Linked DNA regions of Homo sapiens: all the other regions are linked to region 3. Evidence: chromatin contacts called from ENCODE Hi-C or POLR2A ChIA-PET data. All regions are on one chromosome and are shown on one strand. The core of a region is the stretch at or near the end of the contact, and the rest is flanking DNA. Distances in the headings are between cores, read along the strand shown.

Region 1 (3,105 bases), core at 597-3,096, 230 kb after region 3:
CATGCTGGAGAGCAGAGGCATGCTGGAGAGCAGAGGTATGCTGGCGCCAGAGCGCACATGATGCAGGACAACGTGATGTCAAGGGAGGCAGGGAGGCAGGAGAAGGCAGAGACTGGGCCTCCGAGCAGTGTTGACTGCCCACTTGCCCACAGCTGGAGCCCCACCATGGGGTGCTCGCCTGGCACCACTTTTCTGCCCAACTGCTGGCATCTACCCTGGCGCAGGGTCTTCTGGAGAAAATGAGTCAGCAGTGTGCTCACTGGTGCCGCGCGCGCGTATGTGTGTGTGTGTGTGTGTGTGTGTGTGTTGTGGTGAGGGGGTGCGGGGCGGGGGAATCGCAAACAGCCAGCTTTTTCCAAGACATGGGGAAGAAAGGAGGGGGTGTCATCCCGCGGACTCCAGCTCAAAGGGGGCAGGGCCCAGCTACAGCCCTAACAGCCTCTGGGGAGTGTCCTGGTGTCCTGGGGGCAGGATGGAAAGAGAGGAGCGCCGTCCACAGGCCCCAACGGGCTGCTTGCATGCTGCTGGCTCCCACACACACCCACACGCTGCGCCGGCTCCAGCACAGGCTCACTCTCTCTTACAACTCCTACTCCACACGCTGGGAATCCCAGCCTCTGGGCCCCAGCTCCGCGCAGCCGCTCCTGGGAGAGTCCCTGCCCCTCTCCGGCCCTGTCTCCCGATCTGTACACTGAGGGGTTCCGCACAGTGATCGCCCAGGGCCCTTTCTGCTCTGACATGCTGGCTCTCACTTTTTCTCTCTTACACACGTGAAAGGGACAGGAACCGAGAAGCAGGAAACACAGACACACAGACCCAGGCCGACTAACACAAACACGCGGAGATTTCCAGAAACGCGGGGACGTGCAGAGCCACACAGACACGGAGACAGGAGCAGAACCCGAGACCTGGTGACCTAGAAACTTGCGGACAATTTCACAAGAACAGATAGAAACGGAGACGTACAGGCTTGGGACCTGCAGACACTGAGACACCGGAACACACCGAGACGGCCCCAAACGGAGACCCCCCTCCTCCCCCAAGCATCCAAAAAGCCCCCCTCCGCACCCCGCCGGCCGCTCCAGGCGCCACCACCCACCCCCACCCCCGACCCCCGGGCTGGCTCTGCCCCCGCCCCAACGGGATCGGGCAGCCGGGCCAGGCGCGGCAGGGCGGGCAGCGTTCGCCAACTCTCGCCCGGCCGGGGGCGCAGCCCCTATTAACCCTTGGCGTCCCGCCTCGCGGGGGCGCAGGAAGGGGCAGGAAGCTGACGTTCCGCTGGAAGCGACCGCATGGCGGGGAACCCCGGCCCTCCCCGAGATTGGAGCAGCAGGAAGCTAGGGAGGGGGCGTCCCCGAGTTCGTACTCACCCCCCGCGCGCCGCCGCCGCCGCCGCTGTGCCTCGGGCCCCCCGCGCCGATCCCGCTCCCATGGCAGGCCCCTACTTCATGCTCCCGAGCCCGGGGGGCAAGTGTGGGCGCGCCCCATGGGGCCGCCAGCCCCCCGCCCCGCCGCGCCAGGCCGGCTTAGAGCGCGCGGCCCCCGCGCCCCCAGCGCAGCCCCGCGCCCAGGGGCGCCCGAGCAGGCAGGCAGCGCGGCTGGGGCCCCGCGGGCGCCCGCGCCAGGCCCATGGTCCCAGGAGTCCGGGCGCCGCGCTCGCCCCTGCCTCGGTCCTTTTCTGCTTCCACCAAAAAGGAAGAAGAAGCAAGAAAAAGAGAGAGAGAGATGATCAAACTTTTGGAGGCGGGCTGCTGGCGGTCCCCGGAGGCAGAGCAAGGCCGGGTGAGGGCGCGCGGAGGGCGGTGGAAGCTGCCTCCCCGCCGGCCTGGGGGAGGAGAGGAAAAGGAAGGATTTGGGGGAAATGAAGGCGATTTAAAGTCTCGGCCCGCGGTGGCTCTCCACCTTCCCTCCTCCCCGCTCCCGGCCGCCCTCTGCTGCCCCCTGCTGCCCCCTGCCGGCCGGAGCCAAGGGTACAGCCTCAGCTGGCCCACTACAGCCCCGATGGGACACCCGCCCCCCTCCTCCTTGTATAGATGGGGAAACAGATTCACAGAGAGGAAGGGGCTGCCCAGGGCTTCACGGTGATTTGATCACCGTTCTGAGATTAGGAACTTCTGACTGGTGAGGCTGGGGGTCCTCCAATGGGGGGTTGGGGTAGGGGAGAAGGGCCAAATTCTACTCCTGGAAGAAACCCACAGTTTCAGGGACGGAGCTAGGACCAGAACTTGGTGTCCAGACGCCCACGACAACCAGTATCGTGATCCCCACCGCCCACCAAAAGTTTGCGCTCCCAGACTCGGAGCGCCCTGGAGAACATATAGGGTGGGCTTGTTAAGGGTTTGCCACCCTCTCTCTCCCTTCTGTCAGCAATTGGAATCTAACCGCACCCCACCACCACCACTAACCACGCACCTCCCCAGAATCGACAAAAACTCCCTCGGATCCCATCCGGGAGCTAAGAGCTGCACACCTTGGCCCCCGGGCAAATTCTCACACCCAAAACTCCAGTCCAGCCCTGGGACCACAGCTCCCTCCGCCTCTACCACCTCTTGCCACTCGTTCACGAGCAAAGTTACACTTATTCACCGGTGCACACACACACTCCCACACGTATCCACCCTTTCCCCAAACTCAGACACACGCTCACACACGGTCCCATTCTGGGACAGCCACGCACCCTTCCTAGGTTCACACGAAACGCATCCTCAGATATCTGGGCTCAGGCGCACGCTGATACTCTACACTCGCAGAAGCATGCACACGGATGCTTACACAGGCACAAATGCACGCTATCCTGGCCATATCGCCCCCACACATGTACACACCCCGGGTGGACACACGCGCGCACACCCTCACTTGCACACAGTTCTCCGAGAGTGCCCACCGCACATGTGCACACACGCATTCACTCCTCACGCGTGTACCCACCTCCCCATACGCGCACACCTTTAGGCGCGCGCACACACAGGCATATAACACTTCGCACCGCTCCAGGAGCCCCCAAGCACTTACTGGGTCCCTACGTGCGAGGCTGGCCGGTCGGTCCTTCCTCCGGCGCCTAACGGCATTTGTATTCATGGGTCCCCGCAGCCGTGGGCGCGGGGG
Region 2 (3,280 bases), core at 522-3,021, 150 kb after region 3:
CTTGCTCATGATGGACCCTAGGAAGGAAGCCAAGACCAGGGGAACAGCAGGGCAGGGGCAGGGGCAGGGGGAGGGGAAAATCTCATGCAATTACCTTGTCTCCTTGGAATCCGGGATCTCCTGACACACCTGGAACCCCTTGTTCACCCTAAGTACACACCAGCAAAGAAGGTTACAATGGAGGCCACGTGGGTTCTGGAAGCCTCCCCCACAGACCCCCTGGCGAGGTACAGCTGTGCCGAGGCTGTTTCCCAAGTCGGATCCGGCCAGCAGCAGCCTTGTGAGAGGAAAGGACGGGCCCCTGGCGAGGAAAGCAGGCGGTGGCGGGGGGTGAGCTGGCCAATGTGCAGACTTGCCTGGGGCTGCTCGGATGGCTGAAAATGCCACTAACAGAAGCTAAGCTGCCCACTGCCCAGTGTCAACTGGCCTTGCCTGGAGAACTGATGCAGAGCAAATCAAGTGTTTGATCCTTCAACCTCTTCATCATTAACGGGTGTTGTCACACAGGGGTGAAGGCAGCGTGTGCAAGGGCCCCCACACCAACGTGGTTTCGGAGCGTTTGTGTCTGCTCAATTTTTCACCATCAGACTGAGCTGTCACTTCCTCCTCATGTGGGAGTTTCTGTGCCAGCAAGCAGCTTTGGTCTATTTTTTTTTTTTTTTTTTTTGAGATGGAGTCTCACTCTAGTTGCTCAGGTTGGAGAGCAGTGGTGCAATCTTGGCTCTGTGCAGCTTTGACCTCCCGGACTCAGGTGATTCTCTCACCTCAGCCTCCCCAGTAGCTGGGACTACAGGCGCGTGCCACCACGCCCAGCTAATTTTTTTTTTTTTTTTTGTATTTTTAGTAAAGATGGGGTTTCGCCATGTTGCCCAAGCTGGTCTTGAACTCCTGAACTCAGATGATCTGCCCGCCTCGTGCTGGGATTACAGGCGTGAGCCACTGTGCCTGGCCGGTCTACTTCTAATTAACTATTTTAATCAGCTATAGCATGGGAAATCAGATTTCCTGGCTTGTTGAGACTATGTGTAAACAGCAAGTAAATTGGTCTTGACTTAAGTCTGGGTGTTTGTCTTCTAACACGATGTACTGCACAGGCTTCGTGACACTGATTCTGGCTGCTGGAGGCCTCTTCTGCTCCCTCCCTGTTTTTAGCCATATTCTGAACAGGCAGTCCAGATTGGGAGCTGCTTCCCCTTAGGGCCGAAACCACCTCACACAGCCCTGGCCTCACTCTATCCAGCCCTCCACGTTGGACATTACTGACACTCTGTCAGCCCCAGGATTCCGAAAACATTTACATCCCTGGGAGCAGGAGGAAGAATGGGGAGAAAAACCCAGGAAAAATGGAAAACCTTAGAAAACCCACACATGGCTAAGGCCATGACCTAACAAAAGAACTTCCTTAGTAGAACAAAAGTCAGAATTAAAAAAAAAATTTTTTTTCAACTTACTTTGGTTTTTCCAATTTGGAAAATCCTGTACAACATCCTGGTATTTGGGGAACCACAGGACTTTTTTTTTTTTTTTTTTTTTTAATGTCCAAGAGAGGAGTGAAGGGGTGAAAAAAAGGAGTGAAAATAGAAAAACAAGGAAAGTTTAAAAGGCACCTAGGAAATCAGGACAATGAATTTGAAGGGAGCTGGGCTCGGAGCAGGAGCTTTGCTTCCAGAATGCTTCTCCAGGCTGAGAGAGGGAGCCAAGCGGTTGTAAGTGGGACTGAGTCCAGGCTGGGTCATGGAAAATCTGGGATTTGAGGCAGGAGCAACCTTGGAACGTGAAGGGATGGCTCTGTCATCCCAGGGTAGGGCCAGGGGACACGGATGTGTGCGTGGCTGATCGGAACACAGCCTTAAGGCTCCTCCCCACCAAAGGAAAAGGGGTTTCTTTCTCCCCCTCTCTCTCTTTTTTCCCCTAAAGACATTTGATTTTCCTAAAAACTATGGGCATGAAAATAATTTCCTCCTCCTTTTTCTTTTTCCAGAGTTTTCACATCTCTAAATGTCCCAGGCAACTCCCATCAGCAAGCCAGCCGAGTTCCATGTAACACATTTATTTCCATGTTCCTGAAGCAACGCTGAGCTGAGACCAGCTCTGCAAAGGGGCCTATAAAGAGCTCACTGCCTACACTCTCATTTTCCCCAGCTTCCTTTCTCTCTCGTCCATGACTTCAACATTTCCAGAGCGCTGATGTCTCAAACCTTGGGATAAACAGGTAGGTGTGGGGAACCCCCTGCCTCCATCAGAAAGCCCCTTCAAAGAGGGAGGGCTCTGGCAGAAAGGTGTAGCAGACAGCAGGGCAAGGGGGGCAGAGGTGGGTTGTGGCTGGAGGCTTGGGCATGACAGGAGGAGATGGAAGAGGTAGAAACAGGTAGAGAAAGGACTGGGGTTGGCATGGCACCCAGCTGGCTACCCAGGGATAGGCTTGAGTAAAACAATCTGGAGATGTCCATTTTCACCCAGCAATTCTAATGTTCTAAGAGTCCAGGGGCCTGCAAATCTCTTTCTCTCCCTGGGTCTTGGTTTCTCCATCTGTGAGACGTAGGAACTGTGAAATGTGACCTCCCAGAGTCTCACCAGCTCTGACCTTCTGACTTAGTTCTGCTTCACAGTTGAGGTCTCTGGAGCCAGGTAACTTTCTACTTACCAGCTGCGTGGCCTCAGGCAAGCTTCTTTTTTGAGAGGGAGTCTTGCTCTGTTGCCCAGGCTGGAGTGCAGTGGCACGATCTTGGCTCACTGCAACTTCTGCCTCCCAGGTTCAAGCGATTCTCCTGCCTCAGCCTCCCAAGTAGCTGGGATTACAGGCACCCACGACCACGCCCAGCTAATTTTTGTATTTTTAGTAGAGACGGGGTTTCACCATATTGGCCAGACTGGTCTCGAACTCCTGACCTTATGATCCGCCCGCCTTGGCCTCCCAAAGTGCTGGGATTATAGGCATGAGCCACTGTGCCCGGCCCAAGCAAGCTTCTTATTTCATAGTGGGTAGGAGGATTAATGGGTGGATCCATGTGGTACACTCAGATGGCGCCCAGCATGGCACCTGACCTTATGACTCAGGTGTAGGAGGAAGCAGAGGCACCTAGAGACAGGTGCGGTGTCACCTGACCACATGAGGGGCTGGCTGAGCAGCAGTCAGTCCTTCGGATGTCTCATGGATACTTGGAATGTTGCTCTGAACCCCTCCTGCACCCCCTTCGGGGGTCCTGGTTTGCCAAGGTCTGAAGAGGCTAGGCAGGAAGATGGCCACAGAGCAGGGCACAAGTGCTGGGCCCTGTGTCTC
Region 3 (2,858 bases), core at 79-2,578:
CTGGGTCCTGGGTGGGGCCAGTGTTGGGAGCCTCTTGTGCTCCTGTGCCCGCTTTTCTGTGAAGCTCCTGCTTCTCCCGCTTGACTCGCTCTGCCCCGGGTACACAGGCCTTGCTGTTCTCAGGGAAAGCCCGCTGGCTCCCCCACCTTGGCCTTTCCACTTGCCCTCCCAGAACACTCTGCCCCAAACCTTCTTGTGGCTTGCTTTTGACCCCTCTTCCTTCCAGTGCCTTATTTGAATGTCACCTCCTCATAGAGACCTTCCTGACCGTCCTATAACCCTTCTCCTCCAACCCATTACTCTTGGCCCCATGTGTTCTCTACCAGGGCCAGTCACCTGGGACACTTAAAATGTCTGATGCCCAGAGACTGACTCTGTTGGCCTGGGGTGAGCCCCAGGCTTCAGTGCCACCTGGCCTGGGACACGGATCGTCACCCAGTCTCATTGTTCACAGCTCTCTCCTTGAAATTATACATGTGCTTGCTTATTGTCCATGTCTCTGCTAGAGTGGAGAGCAGGGGACTGGCCTGTCTTCGGCCCTGCCATATTCCCAGGTGATTTAAAAGCACCCGCCACACAGTAGGAGCTCAGTGAGTACCTACGAATGAAGGAATGGGATGGTGGGGCTTGAGGAAAGATAGCTCGACTGACCATCAGGATCGATCTGTTCCCAACATCTGGTGAACCCTTGGAGGGTTCTTACAACAAGGGAAAGTTTACCTGATCCGCCAGGTTCACACCTCCATGCTGCCCCGAACATCCCACTCTGGCTGCAGGACCACCTCGGGGTGAGGACGGTGGGTTGAGATGGCAGGAATCACCACGGTCTCCCTGAGATTCAGGTTGCACATTGGCAGAGTCAGAGCTGGAAGGGCAGGAGTGGTGTTGAGTCTGAGCTCTCACCGTGCACATGGGCCCTGAGGCCTAGTGAGGGAAGGAGCCTCGGCTAAGGTCAGGCCGTGGTTGAAGAGGGCCTAGAGGGTAGGAGCTACAGCATGCTGTGTGACCTTGGCCAAGCCTCTGACCTTCTCTGTGCTTTAGTCTCCCCATCTGTACCTGCAGGGCCTGGGCTGAGATGATCCCAAGCCCAGGACGTCAGGAGTTTGTTCCCTGAGTCCTTTCCTGGGCAGCGCTGACTGCGGAGGGCTTGCAAGGGGTTAAGCTCCTCCAGCTCTTGCTCTGCACGCAGACAAACCCCCTCCTTCTGACAAACACTTGTAGGAAATCAGGCTGGGCGCTTCCTGCCGAGGCGAGGCGGCCTCAACCACGGCAGGGGCGGGGAGAGGTGGGGAGCGATGCTGGTCTGTGAGCAGCAGCTTGGGCTGGCAGAACGGCCTGGAGGTGGGCCAGGGCGCAATGGAGACAGGGGGCTCCCTGGGTTTGGAACAAAGAATTCACAGGCAGGTCCCCTGAAACTGGGTCGGCAGGACGGTGGTGGAGCCCGAGAGAGGTAAGGGATTGGAACGGAGGAGGGCCCGGGAGGCCGCTTTCCTTCTGGACGGGCCAGTCACAGACTCTCCGGGACAGTCCAGGCAGCCGGACCAGCCCAGCCAGGAAGTTGCAGCTGCTGGAGCTGCACCGCTTTTCTCTTGGCTTAGGGGATCCCGGCCTCCAGGGCAAGGGTGGATTTAAGGAGGATTTCGTCAAGCCTCAGGATGCTAGATTCCAGTCCTAGCTCTGATTCTGATCTCTTGTGAACTTGGGTAGGCGGGTCCATCTCTGTGCCTGGGGTGTCGTCGTCTGCACCTGGAGAGTTAGTGTCCTTGGTTGCTAAGGGGTCTCAGAGACGATGCAGGCATGGGCAGCAGGCCAGGAGGCAGCGACGGCGCCGGGGGGTGGTCCCTATTGAAGGAGTGGCCCCTTATGCCAGCTGCGTAAGAGCAAGGAGAGGAGCCAAGGACAGTCCGAGGACCAGCAGACCCAGCTCAGCTCTTGAGGATGGCAAGACCAGAGCTGGCAACAGCCAGGGCACCGTTTCTCTTTCTCCTCGGCCTCTGCTGCTGGAGCGGGCTGGGGGCAGGGAGGACACAGAGAGGGAGTGGCTGGTGCTTCCTTGTGGGACTAGAGTCCACACAGCTGGTGGGAACCCCTTGAGAACAGCAAGTCTGTGCCCTGCCAGCAGGTGGGTGGGGGTATGGTTGAGCCTTTTTGGAAGGTCTGGTTACTGATTTGGGGGGTGGTCTTCCTTCCCCATCTCCCTGACACATCTGACAGCCTTGGTTTCAGAGTTGCGGTACCCCAGCTTTGAATCCTCTGTCTGCGCTTCCTGGCTGTGAGGTCTTGTGAGAGCAGGCCATGTCTCTGTGCCTCAGTGTCTTCATCTGGGAGGTGTCAGGGTGTGGGTGGGGGTAGAAGCAGGGTGGCACCCTGGACAGCTCTGGCTGGATGGGAAGGGGCTGCAGAGGGCACGGGGAGGCTGTGCGGGCTGCGTAGCTGTGCTGGCAAAGGAGAGCCTGGGCGTCTGGGCAGTTCTGAGGGATTGAGCCATAAAGGGAAGGGTCCCTGGCTGTGGAATGACTGAGCGGGCGGAGAAGCCCTGTGTGGGTGGTGGGGAAGAAGAGTCCATCCCACCCAGGAACTGAAGATAGACACCTCAGGGGTCTGTTAGACCCTTGAGAGAGCAGGGGCAGTGGCGGCTTGGGTGTAAGAAGGAGATGTGCAGAAGGAGGGTGCAGTGGCTGCTACTTCCTTGTGGGGCCAGTTTCTCCAGGGATGGCGGGGACCCTGAACTCCATAGCCCTCCCCAGCTCACACTGCTGGAGTCTTCACCAAACCCCACTCACTGCCTTTTAGGAGCAGCCCTGCTGCCCTAACGAGGGCTGGCTGGAACAACTCTGCCTTTATCTGGCATGCAGGGA

The links. A loop is a pair of places that touch in the nucleus more often than their neighbours do. ChIA-PET counts read pairs that join two places held with the same protein, here RNA polymerase II (POLR2A). Pooled maps may share reads with other maps.
Region 1: a map of naive thymus-derived CD4-positive, alpha-beta T cell shows a loop between it and region 3 (4-fold over the local background). The contact joins the promoter of COL27A1 here to the promoter of AKNA in region 3. A Hi-C loop is called at or near these places in 1 of 168 maps with a recorded cell type or tissue (naive thymus-derived CD4-positive, alpha-beta T cell) and 8 of 50 pooled maps. POLR2A ChIA-PET finds 5 or more read pairs at or near these places in 1 of 52 experiments (IMR-90).
Region 2: a loop to region 3 is called in a map of ovary, with 2.3 times the contacts of the local background. The contact joins the enhancer-like site here to the promoter of AKNA in region 3. A Hi-C loop is called at or near these places in 2 of 168 maps with a recorded cell type or tissue (ascending aorta and ovary). POLR2A ChIA-PET finds 5 or more read pairs at or near these places in 1 of 52 experiments (BJ).

Annotation. Positions count from the first base shown.
Region 1 is chr9:114,154,278-114,157,382 of GRCh38, reverse strand. COL27A1 (collagen type XXVII alpha 1 chain) reads right to left here and starts at 1,846. Exons shown (of 61, transcript NM_032888.4): 1 at 1,371-1,846. The coding sequence starts at 1,432. RefSeq lists silencers at 680-974, 1,862-1,981.
Region 2 is chr9:114,232,467-114,235,746 of GRCh38, reverse strand. It overlaps COL27A1 (collagen type XXVII alpha 1 chain), which reads right to left. Exons shown (of 61, transcript NM_032888.4): 17 at 95-148. Among named protein-coding and RNA genes, the nearest start is that of MIR455, 25 kb to the right of the region's middle. RefSeq lists enhancers at 1-364, 365-865, 2,795-3,280. Within about 2 kb of position 1,771, at least 7 of the 41 ENCODE cell types and tissues checked have a DNase peak (open chromatin) inside an H3K27ac peak, as active enhancers do; they include ascending aorta and ovary, where a contact is called at or near this core.
Region 3 is chr9:114,386,452-114,389,309 of GRCh38, reverse strand. AKNA (AT-hook transcription factor) reads left to right here and starts at 1,328. Exons shown (of 22, transcript NM_001317950.2): 1 at 1,328-1,450. It overlaps LOC124902253 (a long non-coding RNA gene), which reads right to left and starts at 1,260. Exons shown (of 3, transcript XR_007061742.1): 1 at 1,057-1,260; 2 at 721-865. RefSeq lists enhancers at 1,036-1,325, 1,366-1,495, 966-1,701, 2,516-2,665.